Linked DNA regions of Mus musculus: regions 2, 3, 4 and 5 are each linked to region 1. The links are chromatin loops, found by intact Hi-C in ENCODE. Cell type or tissue: heart. All regions are shown on one strand. Region 1 holds the start of Wnt9a (wingless-type MMTV integration site family, member 9A). Region 2 overlaps Snap47 (synaptosomal-associated protein, 47). Region 3 overlaps Nlrp3 (NLR family, pyrin domain containing 3). Region 4 overlaps Zkscan17 (zinc finger with KRAB and SCAN domains 17). Region 5 has its middle 8.6 kb from the start of Gm15755.

Evidence for each region. A loop is a pair of places that touch in the nucleus more often than their neighbours do. Peaks named below come from ENCODE experiments on the same cell type or tissue, not always from the same donor. Only the 100,000 strongest peaks of a DNase experiment are listed, where the experiment ranks them.
Region 2: a loop joins it to region 1, with 5 times the contacts of the local background. A loop is called at or near these places in 9 of 42 quality-filtered maps.
Region 3: a loop joins it to region 1, with 6 times the contacts of the local background. A loop is called at or near these places in 6 of 42 quality-filtered maps.
Region 4: it touches region 1 in a loop (5-fold over the local background); 40 of 42 quality-filtered maps call a loop at or near these places.
Region 5: a loop joins it to region 1, with 4 times the contacts of the local background. A loop is called at or near these places in 6 of 42 quality-filtered maps.

What each region holds. Positions count from the first base shown.
Region 1 is chr11:59,305,447-59,310,446 of GRCm38, reverse strand. Wnt9a (wingless-type MMTV integration site family, member 9A) reads right to left here and starts at 3,517. Exons shown (of 4, transcript NM_139298.2): 1 at 3,380-3,517. The coding sequence starts at 3,474. In heart, CTCF peaks have their summits at 2,468 (motif pointing left) and 3,361; DNase peaks (open chromatin) are centred at 1,206, 2,096, 2,456, 3,666 and 2 weaker places; H3K4me3 peaks cover 3,794 bases; H3K27ac peaks cover 2,693 bases; H3K27me3 peaks cover 4,542 bases.
Region 2 is chr11:59,423,585-59,428,584 of GRCm38, reverse strand. It overlaps Snap47 (synaptosomal-associated protein, 47), which reads left to right. Exons shown (of 5, transcript NM_144521.3): 3 at 1-244. Among named protein-coding and RNA genes, the nearest start is that of Snap47, 24 kb to the left of the region's middle. In heart, CTCF peaks have their summits at 255 and 2,779; a DNase peak (open chromatin) is centred at 334.
Region 3 is chr11:59,566,660-59,571,659 of GRCm38, reverse strand. It overlaps Nlrp3 (NLR family, pyrin domain containing 3), which reads right to left. Exons shown (of 10, transcript NM_145827.4): 10 at 4,705-5,000. It overlaps Olfr222 (olfactory receptor 222), which reads left to right. Exons shown (of 1, transcript NM_001011789.1): 1 at 1-878. The coding sequence ends at 878. Among named protein-coding and RNA genes, the nearest start is that of Olfr222, 2.6 kb to the left of the region's middle. In heart, a CTCF peak has its summit at 2,163 (motif pointing right); no DNase peak of the experiment used is centred here; H3K27me3 peaks cover 2,159 bases.
Region 4 is chr11:59,480,871-59,485,870 of GRCm38, reverse strand. It overlaps Zkscan17 (zinc finger with KRAB and SCAN domains 17), which reads left to right. Exons shown (of 10, transcript NM_172941.4): 10 at 1-351. Among named protein-coding and RNA genes, the nearest start is that of Zfp867, 11 kb to the right of the region's middle. In heart, CTCF peaks have their summits at 2,209 and 2,429; no DNase peak of the experiment used is centred here; H3K27me3 peaks cover 333 bases.
Region 5 is chr11:59,364,318-59,369,317 of GRCm38, reverse strand. No RefSeq gene overlaps it. Among named protein-coding and RNA genes, the nearest start is that of Gm15755, 8.6 kb to the left of the region's middle. In heart, a CTCF peak has its summit at 2,471 (motif pointing right); no DNase peak of the experiment used is centred here; H3K27ac peaks cover 774 bases.

The sequences.
Region 1 (5,000 bases):
CAGCAACATTACTAGAAATAACCAAACGGTGGAAACGACCCAAATAGCCATCAGCTGACAAACAGGGTTTTTAAAAAATAAAAAAGGCTGTTGTGTAATCAATTTGATCATACAAAGGAGTGAAACCCTGATTCACGCTACAACACGGATGAGCCTCCAAAAACATGACAAGGAATGAAAGAAGCCAGACACAAAAGGCCACAGAGCGAGCGTATGGTCCCATTTCTGCGAGGAGTCCAGAATAGGAAAATCCATGGAGACAGGAAGATTAGTGGTTGCCAGGGGCTGGAGGGAGGGGAGCTGGGAGAGACTGCTGAGTGGGTATGAGGTTTCTGGGGTGAGGAAAATGTTCTGGAATTAGACAGTGGTGATGGCTGACAGTTTTGTGAATATACCCCCAAACCGCGGAGCTGGGGAGTTTCTCGGGATGGGAGTTATATTCAATAACAAAAAAAGAGGGCTTTGGTAAGCTCTGATACCACTCAGGCCCAGTCTATAGTAGCCCCAAGTGTCTATGGTGCCTTTCAGAAGGGGACACACAGGCATTCCCTGGGAGAAACTGGATGCATATGGCCAAAACCTAGGAATGAAAGAAAGCCAGTCTTAAGGTTTACAATGTGCCTCCCTAGTTTAAAAAACAAAACAAGGTAAAAGCCCGTCAAGCTCCCAAAGGCCCTTGCTGGAGAGTGCTGGAGAGCTAGCTCACAATTCTTGACCCCTTACCTCCACTTAGTCTGGGGCCTCTGCAACCTAGCAGGGAAACAGAGTCACAGGCCTGTTGCTCACAGCAATCCTCTCACCCGCCAATTCCCAGGGAGGGGCAGGGGTCGAGGGAAACCTCCAGAGGTTCTGTGTCTCTGTCCCCCAACCCACACGTGACCTCCGGCTGGCCCCAGGAACACAGGCATGGAGCAGGCAGCAGCTCTGAGAGAAACTAATGGAATTGCCACCTGCTGATCTGCAGAGGGGACTGGGATGAAAAAGCGGAGCCAAGGGAAGAGAGCGGAGCCCCTTCCCCATGGCTGGTGGCCAGCCTAGAGGGGTCCAGCAGCAGGGTGGCCAGAGGCCTCTGGAAGGGAAGGGCAGCCAAAGCTGTAGGGTTGGGTTGCAGCTCTGGGAGGGGGTGGGGAGGGCTCCTGTAGCCACGTGACCCTCCCCGGGGCCAGCCTCTCCTCTCTGGGTTCCTGGGCTGTAACTGGAGCCGTGTTCCTGCCTGGGAGCCTCCGTGCCAGGCAGAGCTTTGGAGAGGGGGAAGGGAGAGGAGAGCCCCAGATTCCAGCTCCTTCTCCCGACTCCCTCTCCAGTTGGGCTGGGAAGGGACACTTGAGCACACCACATTTTCACAGGCGCACCCTCAGGCTCCCACTCCAGCTCCAGCCCTGCCAGGCCTTTCAGGGTTTCCAGACTCATCTCCTCCCTTGGCTGGGGAAGGGGTGGGACCGCTGGACACAGAATAGCCCAGGATACATCTTGTGCCCCTAACATATACATACATACATACATACATACTCCTCAGAAATCAATTCCAGAGAGACCCAGATCAACTAGCCTATCCTCCCAGGCCTCCTCTGACTCTTGGTTCAACAGGTACCCACTCTGCCCATCTTTGGGGTCTTTCCGCCAAGCCCAGACAGTGGATCTAATGGGCAGCTGCAGGAGAGGAGCGCTCAAAGGCATGGTCAGCTTTCCTTAATGGGTCCTCTGCAACAGAGAGCTAAGTAGAGGCTGACCCAAGCCATAGCAATACATCAGTATTGTCTTCGGTATCTGCTTGGGAGCCAGCTGACCTGTACTTAAACCCTGCCACGGAACCGGGAGTTCCAACACCCCTTCAGGCGCCAAGCTAGAGAATTTTCCCAAGATGCAAAGTATCAAGCCAGCTAAGCGAGGGTGAGAGAGAGGGATGGATGGGAGGCATTACAGCCACCAGGATTCTAACCCCATCACCTGTAGGTTCTGAATCCCAGGGCCACAAGGCCAGCAGCAGAGATCCCAGAAGGAGCAAAGTGGCCGCTCACGCAAGCCCAGGGCGTGTCAGATGCCTGACTGGGCCAGAAGAGAGGAAGGCACAGCTGGCTGATGGGCTGCTGTGACTCACCGCGGACCTGTGGCCAGACGGCCATCCTCAGCCCTCCCTCTTGCCCGCGGGTGAGGCTTAGGGCTGCACAGATGGCGTGCAGGGGCGTGCCAGGCCAAGGCCCAGGGGTCGGACCAGGGGAGCCAGGGTGGGGAGACCCTGGGAACCGAGACATGGAACTGACCCTGGAAGACAACCCAGAAGAAATGGACAGACGGAGGAGAAAGGAGGAGAAAGAAAAACACAAAGGGAAAATTTCCCATGAAAATATTTTATTTTCTTTGAGAACAGGATACACCTGCAGGGTTCCTCAGCCCAGCCGCCTCTCCCTGCCCTGGCGGGTGCCAGATTCCTAGACCAACGGGGCCCTCTGCCGGCCACACCGCTGCGAGCGGCCACTGAAGCCAGGGGCGAGGGAACAGGTGACCGGCGAAGGGCGGCGGCCCAAGACGCAGTCCAGATCACCCAGGACCAGGGTTGCGACCCGAGGGGCTAACCCAGGTCTCCCAGAGGGGGAAAGAAGGGTGATAAGCAGGGAGGGCAGAGAAAGCTGGGGCGCTGCCATGCGTGGTGCCACCCAGGACCTTGGAGAACTCAAAGTGCAGTGGGTGTCCCTCTAAAGATCGCTGGGTTCAGGCATCCCAAACCTGGGAAAGCGAGTAGAGAGGGAGGGACGAAAGGAACCAAAGGTGAAGAGACGCGCCCAAGAACGCGGCAAAACTGCTAACGCATAGACAGGCGAGTGCGGGCGGCGACCCCGCGGGACAGCGGCGGCGTTTACCCCCCGGGGTCAGGTCTCCCAGACGTGTTCCCGAGGGCCGAGGTCGGGGCCAGGCTCGGGCGAGCGCCAGAAAAAAGCGCAAGAAAAATAAATTTCTCCAGCTTGGAGGGTTTTTTTTCTCCCCTTTGGGGCTCAGTGCAAGGAACATCTGGATTTTGTACGTGTTTTTTTGTTGTTGTTAAATTAACTTTTCCAGGAGAGAAGGGGGGTAGTGGGCAGGGGCCAGGGAGGCTCCAGCCTTTTGGCAGGAACACCGCGGCCTAAGGCGGCGGCGGCGACTCGGGAGTCACCGTGGACCGCGGCCCCGCGCAAGCCCGTCGGGGACACCGGCCCCTCTACCTCTAGGGCGCACGGCGGGCAACGACCTGCGGACCGAGAGGCGCGCTCGCTGCCAACTAACGACTCCAAGCCACCCGTGTACCCCGCCGAGCACCTGGCGAGTGCTACCCCGGGCTCGATGCCCCCGTCCGGCCCCGCCGCCCTCGCCCGCCCTCGCGCGGCCGCCCGCCGCGGGCACCTACCCGAAGTAGGCGGCCGAAGGGCGCAGCGCGGCGAGCAGCAGCGTCAGCCCGAAGGCCGCGGCCAGCCAGCGCGCCAGAAGGGACCCATCCAGCATCTTGCCGCGCCGCGGCGGCAGACCATCGCGCTCCGGGCTCCGCGCAGGGCGCGCCGCGACCGCCGCCCTCTTATAGCGTCCGCAGCCGCGGCCGCGGGGCGGGGCGCCGGCCAGCTGGGCTCGGCCCGCCCGCGCCCCGGAGGAGGGGTCACGCCGGCGCCGGGGGCGGGCCGAAATCCGAGCTGCGCGCCCGCCGCCGCCGCCGCGGCCGCCGAGCTGCTCGGCTCGCGGGGCGGGCCTGGGGCGCGCTGTGGGGAGGGCTGGGCACGTGGCGCGGTGGGAACCCCGGTCGAGTAACGGAGCCAGAAGGAGCGATGGGGCGGGACTGAGAGACAGAGCAGGGTTAGACCCCGGGGCTAGGTGTCTGCAGCCAGGACACAAGTGCGAGCTCCGGGGTGTCTCCTGACAGTTAGGGACCGGGTGTTGGCCGCCGGGAAAGACATCCAAGAGCCGAGAAACTTGGACGACTGTGCTTGAGGGGATAGTGACTGGGTGGCTTGGGAGCGACGTTAGCCACTGGATTACAGAGCGGGAGCGTGGGGGGACGCGAATCCACTCGCGGGCCAATGTTGCCAAGAGGGAGCCACTGCTGAAAGTTGGGGTGCTGTAGCTGGAGGAATGGAAAGGCGACCTCTCCAAGGGAGACCAAAAAGGCATTTCTGCAGAGCCGGTGCTGTGGCCGACTTGGACCTGAGGATGGGACAATATGGTCCTCAGGGACTTCTGGACTACTAGCTGCAGATATCACTGACACTCAGGGACCTCATACCCCAAACAGGGTGGAAGATGAAGGGGACCGCTGGCCAGGATGGTGACTGGTCTGTGTGAAAGCCCAGAGCTGTGACTCATCTTCGTGGACTGAATTGTCTATAAGTCAAACCTTAACTAACACGCAGAGAAACACAATTGCCCAGGGCACCCAATAGACTGCTTAAGAGTCCCCTGACATTGGGGGAGGGGCGGCTTATTCAGGGACCATTCAAAGTGCTGGAGAATAGGACCGAGTGATTGGATCCTGACACATGCCCACCGCGTGTCAACCTTCCGTGCTGGAGACGCACTTTCTGTGCAAGACAGTGACACACACACACACACACACACCAGAGCCAAGCTAACAAAACCCAGGGACCTCCAACACTAGCGTGCCTCCCTGACCTGGGCTTACAGGGGCAAGCTCCACACCCTGGAAGGCAAACCTCCTTACCAGCCACCGCCTTCTCAACTTAGAGGGGCTGATTCTGGATGGGAGACCTCCAAGTCTGAGGGTTTTGAGCTCCTCTGGGAGGCTGAGTTGTCTAGCCGTGCACAGCAACTGCTCAGCCACCTGTCACGGCTCCAAAGGAAAGCAGAGGAGGAAATGAGTGAAAAAAAAAAAATCACATCAGCCTCCGCACTGGTCAGAGCCAAGCAGGTTACTCCTGTGGGTGTGGACCACCCAAGTGAATATACCCTGTCCTGACTGAAAAGCTTCCATATGTGGTGGGTGTGTGGCTGAGTGAGGGGTCGGGAGAGCCCATCACTTCCTC
Region 2 (5,000 bases), 120 kb before region 1:
TCGTTGCTCCTGCACAGATTTGAGAAGGAAGATGTTGATGATATCAAGGTTCACTCTCCTTATGAGGTCAGCATACGCCAGCGCTTCATTGGGAAGCCAGACGTGGCTTACCAGCTGATATCTGCCAAGATGCCAGAGGTCATTCCCATCTTAGAAGTGCAGTTCAGCAGCAAGATTGAGCTCCTGGAAGACGCCTTAGTGCTCAGGAACAAGGTCTTTGCTTCCTCTGCAGAGAGGCATGCAGGTGAGTGGCCAGCAGGGCAGTGCGTGTGCTCACTTCCAAAATTAGAGCCTCACTCAGCATGCTGTGATTCGTGTTCAGCAGGCCCATCAATCAGCAGCTGCTGGCTCCAGCTCGCAGGCAGTCACAGGCTGGAACAACCCTTCCAGACTGCCAACTTACACCTGCCCTTGACAGATAATTAGGTTTCAGGGCAGGGCTTGGTTCTTGAATGTCTCCCAAAGGCTTACCTCTCAAGGTGGCACTCTTAGGAGATGGTGGGGCCTTTAGAAGGAAAGACTTTCTTAGACGTTTTCCCTCTCCTCCTGTTTGCTAGTGATACAGTGAGTAGTTTTGTTCCTGTTGTGGTGTCCTGCCTCACCACAGGTGCACAGCATTAGGGACCACTTGACGTTGGACTGGGACCCTCTAGAACCATGAGTTAGGTTAAATCTTTTCTCTAGATAAGTAGATTGGGTCTTTCCTTTTTTTTTTTTTTTGGTTTTTTGGTTTTTTGAAGCAGAGTTTCTCTATAGCCCTGGCTGTCCTGGAACTCACTCTATAGACCAGGCTGGCCTCAAACTCACAGAGATCCTCCTGCCTCTGCCTCCCAAGTGCTGGGATTAAAGGTGTGCGCCGCCACTGCCCAGCTTGATTGGATCTTTCCTTGTGGTATAGAAAACTAAGATACCAGAAGCTAGGTGTTATATAAAGGAAAGATTAGGTAATTTACATTCTGAAAGCTTAACGTTCAAGATTGGACAGCTCCATTTGTTTGGTCTCTGCTAAGAGGGTCACATGGCAGATAGCACCATGTTAAGAATAGTTAACAGGACAGGATGCTGAAGAGATTGCGGAGACAGGCTTGTTCCTTTGCTACAACTAGCTCTCTCAGAAACTTACTAAGATCCCACAATCCTCCTAAAGACAGTCTCCATATGACCTGGTGACCTCCGCCTAGGCTCTGCCCCTTCAAGGCACCACCCCTTCTCAGCATCACTTAGCGCACCTAGCATATGAACTTTTGGGAGACACACTCAGAGCATCTCTGAACAACAGCGAAGGGCTTGGGTGAGCCTTCCAAAAGAACCTTCAAGTCTCTAGCCCTTGCCTCTCCTCAGCTTAATTCAGGAAGCGGCACTCTCAGATGCATTCTGTGTGATCCACATCTACCCTGACCTGCCCCTACCAGCCTACCACTATCCTTTGGCATCACGTTGGGTCTTTTCAGCCACTACCCAGATGTACACTGTAGAGGTCTGCGTCCTTGAATTCTTGGACACAGAGCTGAGTTTTCAGGTTCAGGTACTGTGCATTGGGTCAGTGGGGCAGCAGAACATAGTACCAAGGCCCAGGATAGGGGTAGTCCATTTGGACATGATGTGTGTGTGTGTGTGTGTTGCCCATGGTGTTCAGCTTCCCTGGATTAGGCTCAGCCAAGTGAGGGCCTCCATGTAAGAGATGAAATGCTACAAAACGAAGCAGAACATCTGTCAGTGTGAGAGAACAAACTGCTGTGCTCTGTCCTCTCAAGACCAAGAGTGACCCGTGAGGCACAAGCAGAGAAGGAGTAAGTGGGGTCTCCTAGTGGAGGCAGGAGTAAGGAGATGATGTAAGTAGGCATGTGATACTGTAGCCGGATGAGAGCTGTCCCAATGGAGGAGGACTGAGGGAGGAAATGATATGTGTGCATGCCTGTCCTCTCCGCTTGGGGCAGGGGGCGCTTTAGTTAGGAGGCACTATAATGTTTAGGAGGGTGGCAGCTATGCCAGTGGAGGGAGGACTGAGGAGGCCACAATAGCCTAAAAGTAAAGTAACTTCCCTAAGGAGATTCCTGGGGCTCTCATGACTTTATAACTCATGAAGTCATAGGTTCATTGCAAGATAGACATCCATCCAGTGGGTCTCGTTTGGTGAGAGTTCTGCTGACCACCCAGTGACAGAAGGCCTAGTCTTGTGCACAGGCTGCCTGTGGCTCGATGTCCAGATAGCATTACCTTGGGGAAAGCTCCCCTTCCTGATCAGTCCCCGAACTGATGCAGGCCAACCTCCCATATTATAGATGTCAGAATCAGAGATTTCTTTGTAACCACAGTGCTAGCAACAGCATGCTGGGATTTGATTGCGTTATTAGGGACCTGTTCTTTGTAGGGGGCACAGGAAGTGGTCATCACAGGGCACTTGCATGGGGTGAATAGAGCACTTGGAGTGTGACAGTCTGTTGTTTATGTCTCCTGGGGACTCCCGGAAGTGTTTTGAGTATACTTGGTAGGAAGGAGGCACTATCCTTTTTTCTAGCACATGGGCGTGCCCAGCTGGCTGCTCTGTGCAGGAAGCTCACATGTACTGAGGTTTAATGGGGAAGATGGCTTCCAAGGAGGTAGGAACTCGGTGGTTTTCTTACCCACAGCTTGGTGGGGAGGGTTGGCACCTTGCCCACACCTTCATGTGCTGCAGTGCTCAGCTAGCTTCTATCTTACCACTGGGAGGTGGAAACTGGAAGCCTTGACTGAGGCCCCAGGCCCAGCCTCTTCTGAAGGTGTGCTATGTGCATGTGAACACACAGGGGCAGTCTTGAAGCACGGCGAGCTTTTGCTGTCGGGAGTTAAACTTTACGCAGGGAAGCTCCCCAGAGACTGCTGTAGTGAATGCTTCCTGCGGGCCACAGGCTGCCAGTATCAAGGGCTTGGGCCTGGAGAGCAGGAAGATTGGCCATGGTATCTGAGAAGAGCACAGCTTGATGCTGTTGCCCCCTCAGATCATCCTTAAAGACTTGTGAGCTTAAAATAGGTTGAAAACAATACATACAGGTCATTGTCTTTTGTTCAGTGTCATGTGGTAACAGGTATCTCAGACTCTGGAGTTTCAGATTGTGGAATATTTGTGAACAGTAATGAAATAACAGAGCTCAAGTCTGCATGTGGAATTCACTGCTGCTTCATATCTGCTTTAGGCACACAGGCCAAGGGTGATTTTATACATTTTTTTCAATGATTTTGTGCACAGACTGTTTCAGAGTGTCCTGAAGTTTGCAGCATATGAACTCTGGGTTTTAACATTAGAGTCCTATGCTGCCCCAACCCCAAATCTGCTCTGTTGTCAACTTCTAGTGCTAGCATGCCTCCTTGTCCCTCCAGGGAGCACCCATAGCAGGTACCTAATCTCTTACCTCACTTCACCTCTGCCTGGCCCCCTCTGTCCCCAGAGCCCCAGGGTCCTGTGATTGTGGGTTTCTGAAAAGCCTGTAGAAGTCCCCACCGCAACACTCCCTGCTGGAGTACACAGGCCATGCATTTTTATGGTTTATCTGGATGAAATCAGCAGTAAGGTGCCCTCCCATTCTGTGACCAAAACACGCATAGTGTGCTCTGAGTCATCTGTTTGCTAACTCTTTCTTTTTTTTTTTTTTAAAGATTTATTTATATATTATATGTAAGTACACTGTAGCTGTCTTCAGACACACCAGAAGAGGGTGTCAGATCTCGTTACGGATGGTTGTGAGCCACCATGTGGTTGCTGGGATTTGAACTCCGGACCTTTGGAAGAGCAGTTGGGTACTCTTACCCACTGAGCCATCTCACCATCCCCTGCTAACTCTTTCTTTGCTGCTTGCTGTTGTCACATGCCCAGAAGGACCGTCCCCAGACACTGGTGTAGGACAGTGCTCAGGGCTCTCAGCACTTATGCCTGAAGCCACTCGCCATGTCCCCGACCATACATCACAGTGGAGGACAGAAGATGGCATCTGATCAGCTTGGCCCAAACTGTCTTTTAAGACGGCTTAGAAGCCCTTGAGAGTCCTAGATATAGGTATCCATCTTAGTCATGGTGTCTATTGCTATGATGAAACATCATGAGCAAAAAGCAAGCTGGGGAGGAGAGGGCTTATTCTGTGTACACTTACATAACAGTTCATCATTGAAGGCAGCCAGGACAGGAACTCAAAATGGGCAGGAACCTGGAGACAGGAGCTGATGCAGAGGCCATGGAGGAATGCTGCTTGCTGGCTTGCTTCTCATGACTTGCTCAGCCTACTTTCTTACAGAACCCAGGATTACCAGTCCTGGGGTAATCTCACCTACCGTGGACTTCCCCCCGCCCCCCTTAAATCACTAATTAAGAAACTGTCCTATAGGCTGCCTACAAATGAATCTTATGGAGGTATTTTCTCAATTGAGGTTCCCTCCTCTCCGATGACTCTGACAGCACCATAGGATAAGGACCTCAAGTGTGCAAATGCTGTGCTGTTTGGCAGAATTCTCACAAAGGGTCCCTGATGGTACAGTTAATACATTTTGCCTGATGGCGATCTCTGGGCCCCAGGGCAGGGTTTGTAGGAATAGACATGAGTGGCACTGTGGGTGTTGGTGTTCCTGGGTCCAAAGGCAGGATCCTCAGGGTTGCACTGTGCTGATCTGGGTTGGCTGGGAAGCTGGTTAGGGAGAGTGACTTGGCCTTTCCACACCTGTGGTCTCCATGCCTGATATTGCTCTGTGCTACAAAGTCACCATGGAGGTATAGGGTGTGTGTGGAAACAGAATATGATTTCCTTCTGTTTGCCCTTCCTCCTCGCTCTGTCCTGTCCTTGGGGATGAATGTGCATTTTGTTTTCTGACCTGTACTCTCGGCTCAGGCCTCATGCAGCCTGCAGCCCCCCAGAGGAGCTGCTTTCCAAGTGCAGATGAGGAATGTGAGGCCAGGTATTTCCCAGAAGAGGAATCTGTCTGCCTGGGTTGGTCTTGGTGCCTTTACTCTGAGCTGTGTGCCAGCGGGCTGTCCG
Region 3 (5,000 bases), 260 kb before region 1:
TGGAGCTCCCAGTCTTTGCAGTCCTCCTGGTGTTCTACATTCTGGCTATGCTGGGGAACATCTCTATCATCCTGGTATCCCAGCTGGATCCTCAGCTCCACAGCCCCATGTACATATTCCTCAGCCACTTGTCCTTCCTGGATCTCTGCTACACCACCACCACTGTCCCTCAGATGCTGTTCAACATGGGGAGCTCCCAGAAGACCATCAGTTACGGTGGCTGCACGGTGCAATACGCCATTTTCCACTGGCTGGGCTGCACCGAGTGCGTTGTCTTGGCGGCCATGGCTCTGGACCGCTACGTGGCCATCTGTGAGCCACTCCGCTATGCTATCATCATGCACCGCCCACTCTGCCAGCAGCTCGTGGCTATGGCCTGGCTCAGCGGCTTCGGCAACTCCCTTGTTCAGGTCATCCTGACAGTGCAATTGCCTTTCTGTGGCCGGCAGGTGCTGAACAACTTCTTCTGCGAGGTGCCAGCCATGATCAAGCTGTCCTGTGCTGATACTACGGCGAATGATGCCACCCTGGCTGTGCTGGTGGCCTTCTTTGTGCTGGTCCCTCTGGCCCTCATCCTCCTCTCCTACGGCTTCATTGCTCGGGCAGTGATGAGGATCCAGTCCTCCAGGGGACGGCACAAGGCCTTCGGGACTTGCTCTTCCCACCTGTTGGTGGTCTCCCTCTTCTACCTGCCCGCCATTTACATGTACCTGCAGCCGCCATCCAGTTACTCACAGGAGCAGGGCAAGTTCATCTCCCTCTTCTATTCTATAATCACCCCCACCCTTAACCCTTTCATCTACACCTTGAGGAATAAGGACGTGAAGGGAGCTCTCCGAAGACTCCTGGCAAGGACCGGAAGGCTGTGTGGAAGGTGAAAAATGTAATCCCGGAAGACCTACACCTCTGGCAGAACTCCGCAGCAAGGACTCTGGGGGGTGGGTAGGGTTGTAGCTCAGGGGTGGTACAGCACTTCCTTGGCATGTGGGAAGGACTGAGTTCAACCCCTAGGGCTGTAGGAAATTCTTGGAACAGTAGGTTCTTTGAGAGATTTGAAAGAAAACAAAAAACATCCAAAAGCATTTCACCTTCCGTGTGGTGATGAGGCTCAAAGTCCCGCATCTGAGCGTTAAGTTCCATTCTCAGAGCACAGTTCTAAGAAGCCATATATCTTCAAGAAGCGCTTAAATGACTTGATGCTCACAAGTACTCGTTACGCTGTTTAACTTCTAATTCCCTGGCTCTTCCTGTTTTCTTCCTCTTCCTGTATTTCCTCTCTCGTTTCCCATGTATCTTTTTAAACCCCTTTCTTCCATTACAGTCACTCCAGATGTGTACAAAATGAACTTGACACAGAGTCTTACCTCGTTTATAATAAACGTCTGTTCTTCGTGGATCAAAATCAATACATTTTGTATTTATTTTCCAAAATGTCATAAGAATGACATGACTGCATCCTTCTATTCATAACCATAAACAATTTTCTTTTCCCTCTGGTTTAAACTGTCCTTACAGAAAGTTTTCCCACCGTTGAGTGGGAACTTTCTGCTAGAAGGCTAGATGACTCCCTGTTAGGGTACAGGGGTACAAACAAGTACATCTCCCCTCTCAGCTTCTAGATGGACGTATTCCAGTGGAGAATGCAGTAACAAATACAATACAGTTAAAATGATAAAACCTAACATAAGAGCTGAAGATGTTTAACTCAGTCTAGAGCTCCTGCCTAGCTTGGTCCTGGCTTCACTGCCCAGAACCACACACAAGAAATGTTGACAGTGATTCATTCAAGCTAACATTTGTGGAAGGTTTCTGTGATGCTGGTGATACACTGAGTGTTTGTAAGTAACGATCTGTGTTATACTGATCCTCATGATATGATCACTTTTGCAAATCTCATTTTCATGTAAGAATCAATTATTAAAGGCTGAAGTAATTGCTCTAGTTATTATTAGAGTTCTGGTAGCCAAGGAAACTGAGGTTCTCACATCGTACTGGCTGCCTCCTTTAGAGCAATGGAACCATTTCAGGAACCTTCTATTTATTTGCATTTAGTTTTCTTTCATAGGTAATTCTTGAAGATTTTATTTGATTATACACACACACACACACACATATGGGAGTGGGGTGTGTGTGTGTGTGTAAGTGCAGTTGCTTGCAGAAGCCAGCAGAGGGCATCAGATCCACTAAAGTTGGAATTGAACTCATCTCCAGCACCTTGCATTTGTACCCCCACCTCCACCCCCGCACTGAAAACCCTTTTATATTTAGTTCTTTGTGGCTATCCTACCGCCTATTAATGTAACCAAGACTAGCAAGTTAACAATATATGAATGGAAATTACAAAAAGAGGGAAATTAAGAAAGTGTTTCTAACTGTGAAGGCAAGACAAATCACAGAGCTGAAGAATTTGATGTAAGAAATGTGAAAAATAATGACCATGCCAGTCCAGGACCACAGTGCTTGTTCCAATGGATTTCCATAGAGCTATCACAGCAGAGCAGCTCAAAGCCCTTTATATCCCAGAGTAACATAGACGAGCCCTTAAGCAATGGGACAAATCCAAGCCACAGTCAGTAAAATCAACATGATGAGAATCACCAAGAGAGGTAGGTAATCAGTATATATATATCAGTGTAATGAGCCGATCTAATTCTAGGAAACATTTGAGAACTGTGTTTCCCAAAACAGCTGTGCTAACTGACAATCTCAAATTCTCTTAACTTCGTGAAAGGCTATGCCTAGTGACTTGCTTGACCTCTAAAACTCAGTGAGAGATTCTCTAGTGCTTCCTGGACACAGTTGTAAAGCACCTGGAACTTTTAGTTAGTGATATTCTCAGGTACCCCAAGTCTCCAAGAGGCCCATCATCTGTAAGACTGGCCATGCTGGGGAGACTGTAACTGCAGAGCCATGTGAGCCAGGCTTGCAGCCAGCTCTGTGACTGTTGAACGGGACTGGATCCTCCAGCAAGGCAGCCTCAATATGGGACAGAAGAAACACCCAGCAGAACCATGAATGAATCCATGGCCCTCAGAGGATGAAATCAAGTAAATAGTCAGGGTTCCCAAGTCCTGGGTGTTGGCATGGGCTGTCAAGCAGCAAAGGTGCTTGGAGCACTGAGGGACCCTTAGAATATTCATTGTCATAGACAGGTAATGCTACAGGATAAGCATATAGAACTTCTATTTTTTTTAAGTCATCTTTAATTTATTTTATGGGTGTTTTGCCTGGGGGAGTCAAAGAGGTGTTCAGTTCTCTGGAACTGGAGTTACAGATGATTGTGAGCCACCATGTGGTTGCTGGGAATCAAACCCAGGTCCTCTGGAAGAACAGCCGGTGCTCTTACCCACCGATCCATCTCTCCAGTCCCGAGAACTTCTGTTGCTCAGAGTTATAAAGTATCTAAGGGATTAAACTCTCAATTAAATTCAAGCATTTTGACACGACAAATTGATGTGTGATAGGAAAAAATAGATTTTTATAATGCGTGTCAAAAACTTACAACAGGGAGACAACATGTCACAATTCAGCTTACCATGACACAGAAAGCAAATGTATAGATAAATATTCAAAGCCCTAAACCCAGACTTGGGGCTCAGTACCAGAGTTTAATCACCATAAGTACTGCTGCTGCTGCTACTACTGAACACATGCAGACACACATGCATACACAAGCATACACATAGAGAGACACACATGCATACACATGCATACCTGCACACACACACACACACACACACACACACACACACACACAAACACACTCACACTCCTAAGCAGGCAGAGAGTTTGCACAGAATTGTGCACCACATGGTTTTTCAATTGGTTTAATTTAAATTATTAAATAAATTAGCCTTACTAGAAAGAGCCCAGTTGGTGGGATGCCTGACAATCATCCTCAGTGCCCTGGGTTTGAGCTCCAGCGTCTCATAAGCTGCATGCTGGCACATGCCTGTAATCCCAGCACTGGAGAGATGGGGCGTGGAGGATCAGACGTTCAAAGGGAAAGATAGGCTCTATTTTTAAAAAACACAGTTTATGTAAAGAGATTGTTTAGTGGCATGGTTGCTTTGCCTTGCATAATCTCCTTATATTAAAAGTTCATCAGAAGCTGGAGAGATGGCTCAGTGGTTAAGAGCACTGACTGTTCTTCCAGAGGTCCTGAGTTCAAATCCCAGCAACCACATGGTGGCTCACAGTCACCTGTAATGGATCCAATGCCCTCTTCTGGTGCTGTCTTAAGACAGCTACAGTGTGCTCATATACATAAACATAAATAAATCTTTTTAAAAATTTAAAGACAACAACAGTTCATCAGTCCGTCTCCATAGCAAAGGTCTAGCAGCCTCACCAGACGATATGAAACAATAGTTCCACTCTGAGCAATGTTTTATGTTTAAGAGTTGTTTCTGTGTACTGTGGGCAGTTAGTATTTATTCATGACTTAGCACTCAGTGTCACTTAGGAGATGAGCTGCTCTTCAAATGGATAAACCTAAGGTAAGCTTTTGTCACCCAGGCAAGAGGAAACCAGGTTATGCCTCTGTTTGAGAATGCTGTAGGATTCATTTCTGCATGTGAGCTAACCTTCCCCTGCATGCTGTTACCCTCTATGCTACTACAGCTGAAATCCCTCCTCTAAAATCCAAAGGACGTGACTTTTTCCCCCTCATTAACCAACGTTGAATCATTTTGCAAAGAGAAATTTTAAATGTGTAAACTGATTTATTTTTAGTAGTTTGGATAAATAACTTAAAAGAATTCTAGATACATTTTTAAATTAAGAAAGCAGTACAAACATACAATAAATACAAAAATGGGTTTTATAAATCTCTGAGTTTTCAGGTAGCTAAAGAGAAATCATAACTATTAAAAAATAAAAACAAACAATGTAGCTGAGAGGCTGCCACAAACCTTCCATCTAGCCCACGGGCAGCTCCTTATGCGGGATGGTCAGTTAACAGGAAGACAAGACTGAAGGTATGGGCAAAGGTCAAAAAA
Region 4 (5,000 bases), 180 kb before region 1:
TTGCTAGGAAACCTCAAGCAACCAAACACGTGGTCCCACACTGCCCTGGCACACTGGTGTTGGCCAGGCTCAGTGTGGCTGTGACTGGACCTGAGAGCTGCAGGCAGCCAGTGGGCTGTAACGGCTCTCAGCAGATAGGAGGTTTGGGAAATGAGTTCAAGGCCTCTGGTGCTCTCTGTCCTGATTTTCACATGAAGAAGCCTCTAGTCCAGACCCAATCAAAGACTCTTAAGACTTTGGAACAGAGTTTCTTTTTCTGCTCAGTGCATCACCCAGAAATAGTAAATGCAATAAAACCATTTGGTCACACCTTGGAGAAGAAATAAACTGTGGAAGCTCTTAGTTTCTAAATAGTTTTCTTCTATCCTTGTGTCTGGAGAGGGAGGCGTTGGGTCTCTGTGGTCAAGGGAGGGAAGCCTTGCTCACGGAGACCAGGGTTTTCTATTTATCCTGTCGCCTGAGCTTCAGTTACCCAGGGAGGGACATGGTGCTCTTCACCTGTGTACTTGTCAGCTAATAACCAAACTTGCAAGGGTTAATAAAGGAGGTGTCCGAAGCATGCACCAGATACGGTCAGGGAGCCCTCACTGCTGACCAGAGCCCGCCAGGGCATCACCATAACTGGAATGTCATTTCTACCTATGCTAGCAGCCCGGTAGAAGCTCAAATCCTAGGTTTCTTCCTCTCAGGAGTAAGTAGGAGTTACCTGTTTTGAGGAACAGTGGCAAACCTCCACTAAACGTCCTGTCCTTACTGGGTCACCTTAGTGTTCATCTCCCTTCTGGCTGCTGCTGTCTGAGGCCTCAGCTGAGAAGTGTCAATTCACTTGACTCCTCCATGCCTCCTCATAATGGCCCACAGAAACCTACAGGCCGACACTGGACATCCAGGCTCTCCAGTCCTCTGCTTCCCACAGCTGGTGCAGGGGCATAATAAAAACTCAGTGAGTTGAGATTCATGTTAGACTTCAGTAAAAATAGTGTGAAGCTGGTTATCAGAACACAGGTTTATGGTCCTAGCAATTCACCCTGGCAGGGACTCAGGTGAGAACAGTGGCCCACAAGGTCCCTCCCTGACAATGCGTCACAGTGAGAAGGGAGTCAACCTGTTAGTGGGGATCTGGTCCAAGTTACTCAATGATTTTCCCTCAGCCAAGAGCAGAATTTAGACCAGGCAGTAGGAGGGAAATTTACATCACCTTGCTGGTTCCATCAAAGGCCAGACACTTTTCTTTTTTTAACCCTCAGAACTCAGAAGTAAGCCCAGGGCCTTCTGCTTGCTATCACAGGGCTGTATTCCTAGCCTCACTATTACCGAGTTTCCCAAGCTGGCTTTGAACTTGAAAACTGCTTCTAAACTTCCTGAGTAGATGGATTGTAGGCTTGCTTTGGGGTTGTTTGTAGGACTCACTATCCAGACCCCCAGTGATATGACTCTCTAGAGAAGCCCAGATGTTGAGACAGGATCTTTCTGTCCTGGACCAGGCTGGCCTCAAACTCATAGAGATCCTTCTGCCTCTGCCTCTCCAGTGCTGAGTTCTGGGATTAAAGATGCGGGCCACCACACCCAGCTGGGTTTTTGTATCAACACTTTGTATGATCTTGTTTATTTCAGGAGTTATATGAGTGTTTCCATCAATACCTTTTGTAGCATTCCGTCTTTTGCCATTTCTCCAATATCTAACTGTATATTTTTCCTGTTTCCTGTCCCAGCTCATGCGGTAGTGTGTGTGTGTGTGTGTGTGTGTGTGTGTGTGTGTGTGTGTGTGTGTGTGTGTGAGAGAGAGAGAGAGAGGGAGAGGGAGAGGGAGAGGGAGAGAGTTTGAGGCCAGCCTGCTCTATGTAGTGAGTAGAGAGACCCTATCTCAAAAAGACAAAAACCAAACAACAAAACCAACAACAAGACAAAGTTTCAGCGGAAGACAGTTTTCTCTCGTCAAGGCCTGAACTCTGAGAACTGAGGTAGCGAAAACTAAGGGAGAAGTCCTTTCCTATACACCCTTTCTGGGTGAGCTGGTAATGCCCCTTCTAATCAGGTGATGGGGGAATGCGATTCAGTTGGGGGTCTCATGCTACCAGAGATGGACTACTGAGGGTTCCAGTCACCTAGAAACCACCCCATAAACTGAGACAGAACTTCATCTCTTTGGTTTTCAATTGAAACAAACAAACAAACAAAATGAGTGTGTGTTGTCAGTCACAGGAATTGGGCCTACCTTGAGATGTCTGTTCCGAGCCTCCTCAGCTTGGGGGCTGTGAACTGAACTCTTGCTCCCTCTGAAGGAGGTATGTGCACCTGACCACTAAGCTATCTTTCTAAATGGGGGGGGGGGGGGGAGTTCAATCAATTAATCTTCATTAGTGTAGCTAATGCCATGGGATCAAATTGGGAGTTGCTGAGCTCCAACCTGCAATTATACAAGCAACCACACGAGGTCACCATAAGCTCAAAGTATTTTAGACTAACACACTGGATTGAAAAGAAAAAAGGATTTTGACAAACATGGGAAATTTTAACATGGGACTTGAAAGAACTCCTTCAGCAAATTGGACAGTTTGTCCCGGCAGTCCTGAGGTGTCATTTATAGATGGATCCAGAAGGAAAACCACTGGTTGTGGTGGTGCACATTGGTAGGATTTGCTGAAAGAGGCAGAAGCAGGAGGATCAAGAGTTTGAGGCCAAACCGGGCGTGGTGGTGCATGCCTTTAATCTCAGCACTCAGGAGGCAGAGGAAGGTGGATTTCTGAGTTCGAGGCCAACCTGGTCTACAGAGTGAGTTCCAGGACAGCCAGGGCTACACAGAGAAACCCTGTCTCAAAAAAGAAAGAAAAAGAAAAAGAGTTCAAGGCCAGCCTGGACAACACACATTTTTGGGGGGCTGGAAAGATGGCTCAGTGGTTAAGAGCACTGACTGCTCTTCCAGAGGTTCTGAGTTCAAATCCCAGCAACAACATGGTGGCTCATAGCCATCTGTAGTGGGATCTAATGCCCTCTTCTGGTGTGTCTGAAGAGAGCAATGGTGTATTCATATACATTAAATAAATAAATAAATAAATAAATAAATCTTAAAAAAAACAAAACAAACAAAAAAAGAAATTCAGCAATTCCTTACTGGACAGCCTCAAGGGTTGATACTTGGTCTCAGGGCCTTAGGAGGGTGGAAAGAGAGACAGTGCTCTTGGCTCTGGCCATCTCAGAGAAGCTCCTGCTGAGGAGTGATGAGGGGAAACGCCCATCCCTTTCACCTGCTTTGAAGACAGGTCCTATGCTGGAACTTCCAGAGTGGAGTAGGGCCTCCTGCCTCCGACCAGTTCCAACATTGCCACCAACTATGTCAAATCAAAGTTTTAGAGTGGAGGAGATGTAGGGGGAAAGATGTGTTTGTTCAGATACAACAAATGCTAGGGAGAAGGAAGGGGATGGCCCAGCAACTGTCGTGTAGTCACTAACAGCTTGGCCACGTGCCATTTGGGAATATGCTCACATGTTTAACAGTGAGAACATTTCATCAGGAAGATCTAAGCTGGGATTAAAGGTGTGTGCCACCACTGCTGGGCCAAAGGTGAGACTCTTAACCCGGTCTTGAGAATGTGAGCCTGGCTGCTCACCTGCAATGCACCCACTCGCTTGGGGACTTCTAGAACCTGCATGGCGTCTGTGACTGTCCCCATAACTATTGCTGTTTTGTTTTCTCAGTCAAGAAGCATTTCATCTTTCAGATCATCCAGGACAGGGACAGAAGTGGCTGGTTAGTGTGACACAAGAATGACCTTCTCAGCACAATCTGATTAAAGATGCAGGTGGTTTGTCTGGCTGGACACCTGTATAGCTTCACTAGCAGCTGCAGGCAGCTTTCCTGGCTCTTGGGTGCCCCGAGCAGAACCCTTTGGTCCTGGTGGCAATGGCAACTCCCATGGTGGCTCTTCCTGCTCAGAAAAAAATTTAATTTTTTCCTAGTTATTAATGGGGGAGGGGTTGGTGTGCATTCCATCTCTCATGTACAGAAGGTAAAACACCAACCTGATTCTGAAATAGAATATACTAATAGGTAGAAATTGAAAAGGATGTGTGGGTGGGCTGGGTAAAGAGATGTCAAGTTAGCCAGGCGTGGTGGCACATGCCTTTAATCCCAGCACTCGGGAGGCAGAGGCAGGAGGATTTCTGAGTTCGAGGCCAGCCTGGTCTACAAAGTGAGGTCCAGGACAGCCAGGGCTATACAGAGAAACCCTGTCTTGAAAAACCAAAAAAAGAGATGTCAAGTTTAGAGTACAAGCCATATGCACGTCCAGGAAACTTGACACTAAGCCCCTGTGGATGTGTATATGTTTCAGATGTCAAGCAAAATAAACTATTTACCAGAAAGAATAAACATATACTGAAGCATATGAATATGTAAACATATACAAAATACTTCGTTCTCATGCATGTTGTATAGCAATTCTTTCTAATTGAAACATCCCATCTTGGAGAAAGGTTCATTAAGAGGAAGAATGGGGTCTTTGAGAGACGGCTTAGCAGTTAAGAGCACTGGCCAATTGTTCCGAGGACCCAGGTTTGATTCCCAGCATCCTGATAGGATCTCATAGCTGTCTGTAACTCCGGTACAGATCAGATGCCCTCTTTTGACCTCCAAGCTTAAACAAGCACACATGTGTTATGCAGACATACATGCAGGCAAAGCACCCACACCCATAAAAATAAAATGAATAATTTTTTCTAAAGAGTCAGGAAGTAGAGGTTGGTGGTTAAGAGCTGCTCCCCCCCCCCCATTAATAACTGAAAGAAATCAAAATAAATTTTCTGATCAGGAGGTGCTATCATGGAAGTTGCCATTGCCACAACAAGGACCGAAAGGTTCTGCTCCAGGAGACGGAGAGTCAGGGCAGCTCCCTGCGGCTGCATTTCTAGATCACCGGAGTTCATTTCTCAGCGCCCATGTGGCAGCTTGCAAACATCTATGATTCCAGTTCCAGGGGATCTGATGCGTTTTTCTGCCCTCC
Region 5 (5,000 bases), 59 kb before region 1:
CCCCTATCCCCTCTCTCCTCCCCCTGATCCCCAACCCACCCACTCCCACTTTCCGGCCCTGGCATTCCCCTACACTGGAGCATAGAGCCTTCACAGGACTAAGGGCCTCTCCTACCAAAATTTAAGTTTTAATAGATGATAAGACAGTTACATTTTCAGCCAGGGCAACATGGAGTAAAAAGGAATTTGTTGTTTTTGAACCTAGACAAGTTGATTTCAACATTTACATCAAATCACAAGTAAGCAAATGTGCTCAGAATCAATTCAACATGAAAGCCAGTGATGTGACGCAGGTTTATGCAGATACAGCCCCTGTGATCAACATGTCACAGAGGGCGGGGAATCGGTCTGTCCAGGAACAGACAGAAGCAGAAGTGGATGGAGCCTGACGCTCAGTACTTCAACGTGTAAAGAAAAGAGAAGCAAGGTGGCGGAAAGCATGTAATCCCATCACTTGGAAGGCTGAGGCAGGAGGATCACGAATTTGAGGTTAACTTGGATTACACGATGTCTTTTAAAAGAAAACAAAAATCATGGTAAAAAAAGATTTTAAAAACTTGCCATGCCAGGCACTTACACTGGAAAGGTAAGAGCTAAATAGGGTGACTGGCTTCTGCTGGCCAGACCTCCCATTCTGGGTTAGAACCACAACGAAGAGGCACCGTGGTCTCAGAGGTACTTGCCCCAGTCCATCTATTTTAGCAGCAATCGCTTAAGATCAACTGTGAGCACATTATCTTTCTTTTCCCAGACTATCCTTCAACGTTCGGATCTAGTAGGGGCCTCACAGGCCCCAACTCAGAGAGGGGTGCTATAGGTGTGCACAGCAGTCACCCCAAGAGCCCGCCCCATGTGGTGCTGACCATGGAGTGTGGCAGGGTGGACACTGCCCCACTCATCCCTGTCTGGATGGAATCACGTGAGCTGGAACTCTTTTTTTTTTTTTTTTTTAAAGATTTATTTACTTACTTACTTATATGTAAGTATACTGTAGCTGTCGTCAGACACACCAAAAGAGGGCATCAGGTCCCATTACAGATGGTTGTGAGCCACCATGTGGTTGCTGGGATTTGAACTCAGGTCCTCTGGAAGAGCAGTCAGTGCTCTTAACCGCTGAGCCATCTCTCCAGCCTGAACTGGAACTCTTTCCAGCCCCTGTGTGTACTGAGGAAGCTGGGTGCTCTGAGCAATCCAGTTATGACTCTTATCATCACAATGTTCAGTTTCTAGTGAAACCCGCACACAATTTTTTTTTTCTGCAGCCCTTCATACCCATTGGCCTGAAATAGTAAATATTTAAGGGACAAAGTAAGTTCCCACACCAAGTCTGTGAACATCACGTGTGTTTAGAATGCATATTATGAGAGATCTTTTTGGGGTGTGTGTGTGTGATGTGTGTGCGCATGCATGCTCATGCTCGCATGTACTCTTATGCTCACGCATGCACATCATTATGAGAAGATTTGCATATATGCACATGAATGTGGAGGGCATAAGTCAACCTCAGGTGTCATTCCTTTTGGTCTCTTGTTTGTTTTCAATGTATATGAATGTTTTTTGTCTGCATGCATGTCAGTGCACTACATGCATGCCTGGTGCCTGCAGAGGCCAGAAGAGGGCATTAGATCCTCTGACTGGACTCACAGATGGTTGTGAGCCCTGGGGATAGAACCCAGGTCCTTTGAAAGAGCAGCCAGTGCTCTTAGCTCTAGCTCCATACCTTGGTTTTTGTTTGTTTGTTTGTTTTGTTTTTCGAGACAAGGTTTCTCTGAATAGCCCTGGCTGTCCTGGAACTCACTTTGTAGACCAGGCTGGCCTTGAACTCAGAAATCTGCCTGCCTCTGCCTCCCAAGTGCTGGGATCAAAGGCGTGCGCTACCACGCCCAGCTCACACCTTGTGTTTTGTGACACGCTCTTTCACTGGCCTGAAACGCACTCAGTCACATAGGCTAGCATGCCAGCCAGCTCCAGGGAGCCTTCTGTTTCTGCCTGCCCAGAGCTGAGATCCAAGCTCATAGGATCAACACTCTGACATTTTTTTTTTTTTTACATGATCTCGAAGAGCAACCTCAGGTCCTCAAGCGCTTTACCGATTGAGCCATTTCCCCAGCCTTTGGGGATTCTTTTAAAGTTCATTAAATTGCCTTTCAGTTTATTTACTGGTTTAGAGATCCAATTTTTATATATTTTTTCCAGTTGAAATAATACTACAGACTTTTGTGCATGGTGTGCTGTTTCAGTGCCTGCAGACCCTGAGTAATTAATGTTCAAGGTAAAGTGGGCATGGGGGGGGCACCTTTCTCCTCCTGTCCCTCAGCCTTGTGTGTCTGCACACACAAACCTTCATGGTACATTAATCCTGCTGACGCATGCATTTTCCAAGGTTCTGAGCATGCCTCCTCATTTGTAGCTCCCAATTTGTGGGTTTCTTCCTAAGACATGGGAGCCTGCTGCTTCTTGGCATCCTGCCGTCTCCTGCCACAAGGGGGCAGTTCTTTGGCGCCCAGGAGTGGGACTTCCCTGGACCCTAGGCCATATGAACTGACTTCTGCATGGACTCCCCCACTACTCAGCAGGAGGAACAGTTGTGATGCCTGTCTTAGGATGCTGAGGTTGCTAGTGGAGATGGCAGATTAAAACCACAGCCTCACCAGCATCTTGTTTGTCCTGAGCATCAGAGAGTGAGAACAGGTGTCCCGAAGGCCCAGACCACAGGGTCACAGAATCAAGCTCTGCTTTGTAGGCCATAGTGGGGGTGCCATGAGCTACTTCACACACCGGCCTGGCTTGTGTTCTGTTTTCTTTCCTCCACTGTCCAGAAGGGTGCATGAGGAGCATGGGCCTACCTTTGGAAGAAGCAGTTGTGAGGCCTGACTCAGGGCACTGAGATTGGTCGTGGGGAATCGGGGTGAATCCTGGTTCATGAATCATTGAATGAAGAAGGTTCAAGAGCCAGGAGAGTCCATCTCCCCCAGCTCCACTGCCTATTTGAAATCCTTCCAGCTCCAAGCCCTTGGGAATCCAAGAGTTATTCAAGAAATAAAATATAAGTACCATGAAATGCCATGTTATTAGAATGAAGGGGGGGCATTGACATCTCAATTATTAAAACAACAAAAGAAGCATTGGACAAGAGCCAACATCCTTTTCTGATTAAAAAAAAAACATTTAATAGACTGGGAGTAAAATAGAACACACTCAACATAAAAAAGGGCACGTTTCAAAAGCTCACAGCTGGTTCCCTGCCTAATGGGAAAACAGACAACTTTTCCCTGAGATCAACAATACAAGATTTCCCCACTGCCGCCCAGCATTCTACTGGGAGTGCTAGCCAGAGCAAGCAGTCAAGTAAAAGGAAAGGTAGCCCAGTTGGAAGAGGGGGAAGGAGCACCACTTTCTATATGGTATGTTTTTATGCTGTGGCATTTCTAATGGGTATGCTCGAGCACACGCACACACACACACACACACACACACACACACACACACACACAAACTTCAAAAAGTTGCAGCCTACAAAATCCACACACAAAATCAGTCACACTTATAAACATCAGCCTTCTAAAGCCCAAGAAGGAAATAAGGAATACTAGATACAGGTCCAGGACAAGTGCCCAGGGCCCACCCACAGAATCAAAGCCATGGTGTCAAGGCCACAGAGTCAAGCCCACATTTCTGGCCTGTTTCCTGGTACACATGGCTGAGCCACTATGGGCAGAGTCTGAAAGGTCTGAGCAGCCAGGAAGGCATGCACAAGGTCTAGGGGCCTTGCAGGAGGATGATGAGCCAGGCTCTGGGAAACTCTGCCTTTCCAAGCCTGGGTTCTACTTCTGCTCAGCATTGGATACTGTTGCTCCTTAGCTCTCTCTAGGGATGAAGGTTCCTGGGACCTCCAGGGTGGCCTTCTCTTCACACACATCCTGCCCTGCATGCCCTGAAAGAAAAAGGTCTGATTGCCAGTAAGACTGGCTCCCTGGTCTTCATCAGGAAGTCTCAGCAGCTGATGAATTCTGATGGGAGAAGGTGGTCTGGAATGGGGCAGCAGCTGGGGATGGAGACTTAAGCCCCAGAGCTAGAGGAACTTAAACGGGGTATGCTTAAGAAACGCCAAGTAGTCTAATCCTGAGGCTGGCTTCCTGACAGGATGGTTCTCCCTCCATGCTCCCTAGCCAGAAGGGGAGACTGAGTCCACGAGTCTATGAGGGGCAAGGGTAGCCTACAGTCCAGAGAAGAAAAGCAGAGGACTCAGGTGGGAAGTGTCAGGGATGGACACGTGCCTGACTTTCTGTGTGACCAATCTACACAGTCACTGACAGGACACAGGGGATGGGAGTGAAGACAAGCCTGGGAGGCCATTGGGCAGGGCACGATCACCCCGGTTTATTTACAGGAGGGAAATATGAAGTGCCCCAGTCACTGGAACAGATTATATAGTTCTAGTGGGCTGAGGCTTCCTCTCCAGTCCTCCTCTTCCCAACTCTCCCCCTCTTTCCCCTATACAACCTCCCCCCATATCTTCCCTCCCTGGCCCTTCCCTGGCCTTCTTTCCCCTTCCCTCCTGGCCCTTCCCTCCCTGGCCCTCCCTGGCCCTTCCCTCTCTAGCCCAACCACCCCTCTAGCCTGCCTCTCCTTAGCTCTCTCTCCTCCCAAGCCTCAACCCCTCCTCCTCAGGCTGGGCAGCCGCCAAGCCTCTCAGCTCCTAAGTGGGGCTCTTGGTCCTTTATGAGTCTCCCACCCCATAAAAGAGATCACAGCTGAGCAGTCCAGAACCTCTAGAAGCAGCTGGGCCAGCCGCAGCCTCGCAGGCCTGGCCCAGGGAGAGCATAGTGGGATAAGGTTGTCTCAGAGGGTGGAAAGGATCCTGTCCCTCAGTCCTCAGGGTCCCTTGGCCACTGAGGGACCTGCTTGGCCTTGTCTTGGTCCCCATTGATCTCTGGGCCCTGAGCCTTCCTCTGTTGGGGCAGATTGTGTAGGCAGGAGACCAGGCGCTGGATAGGCCC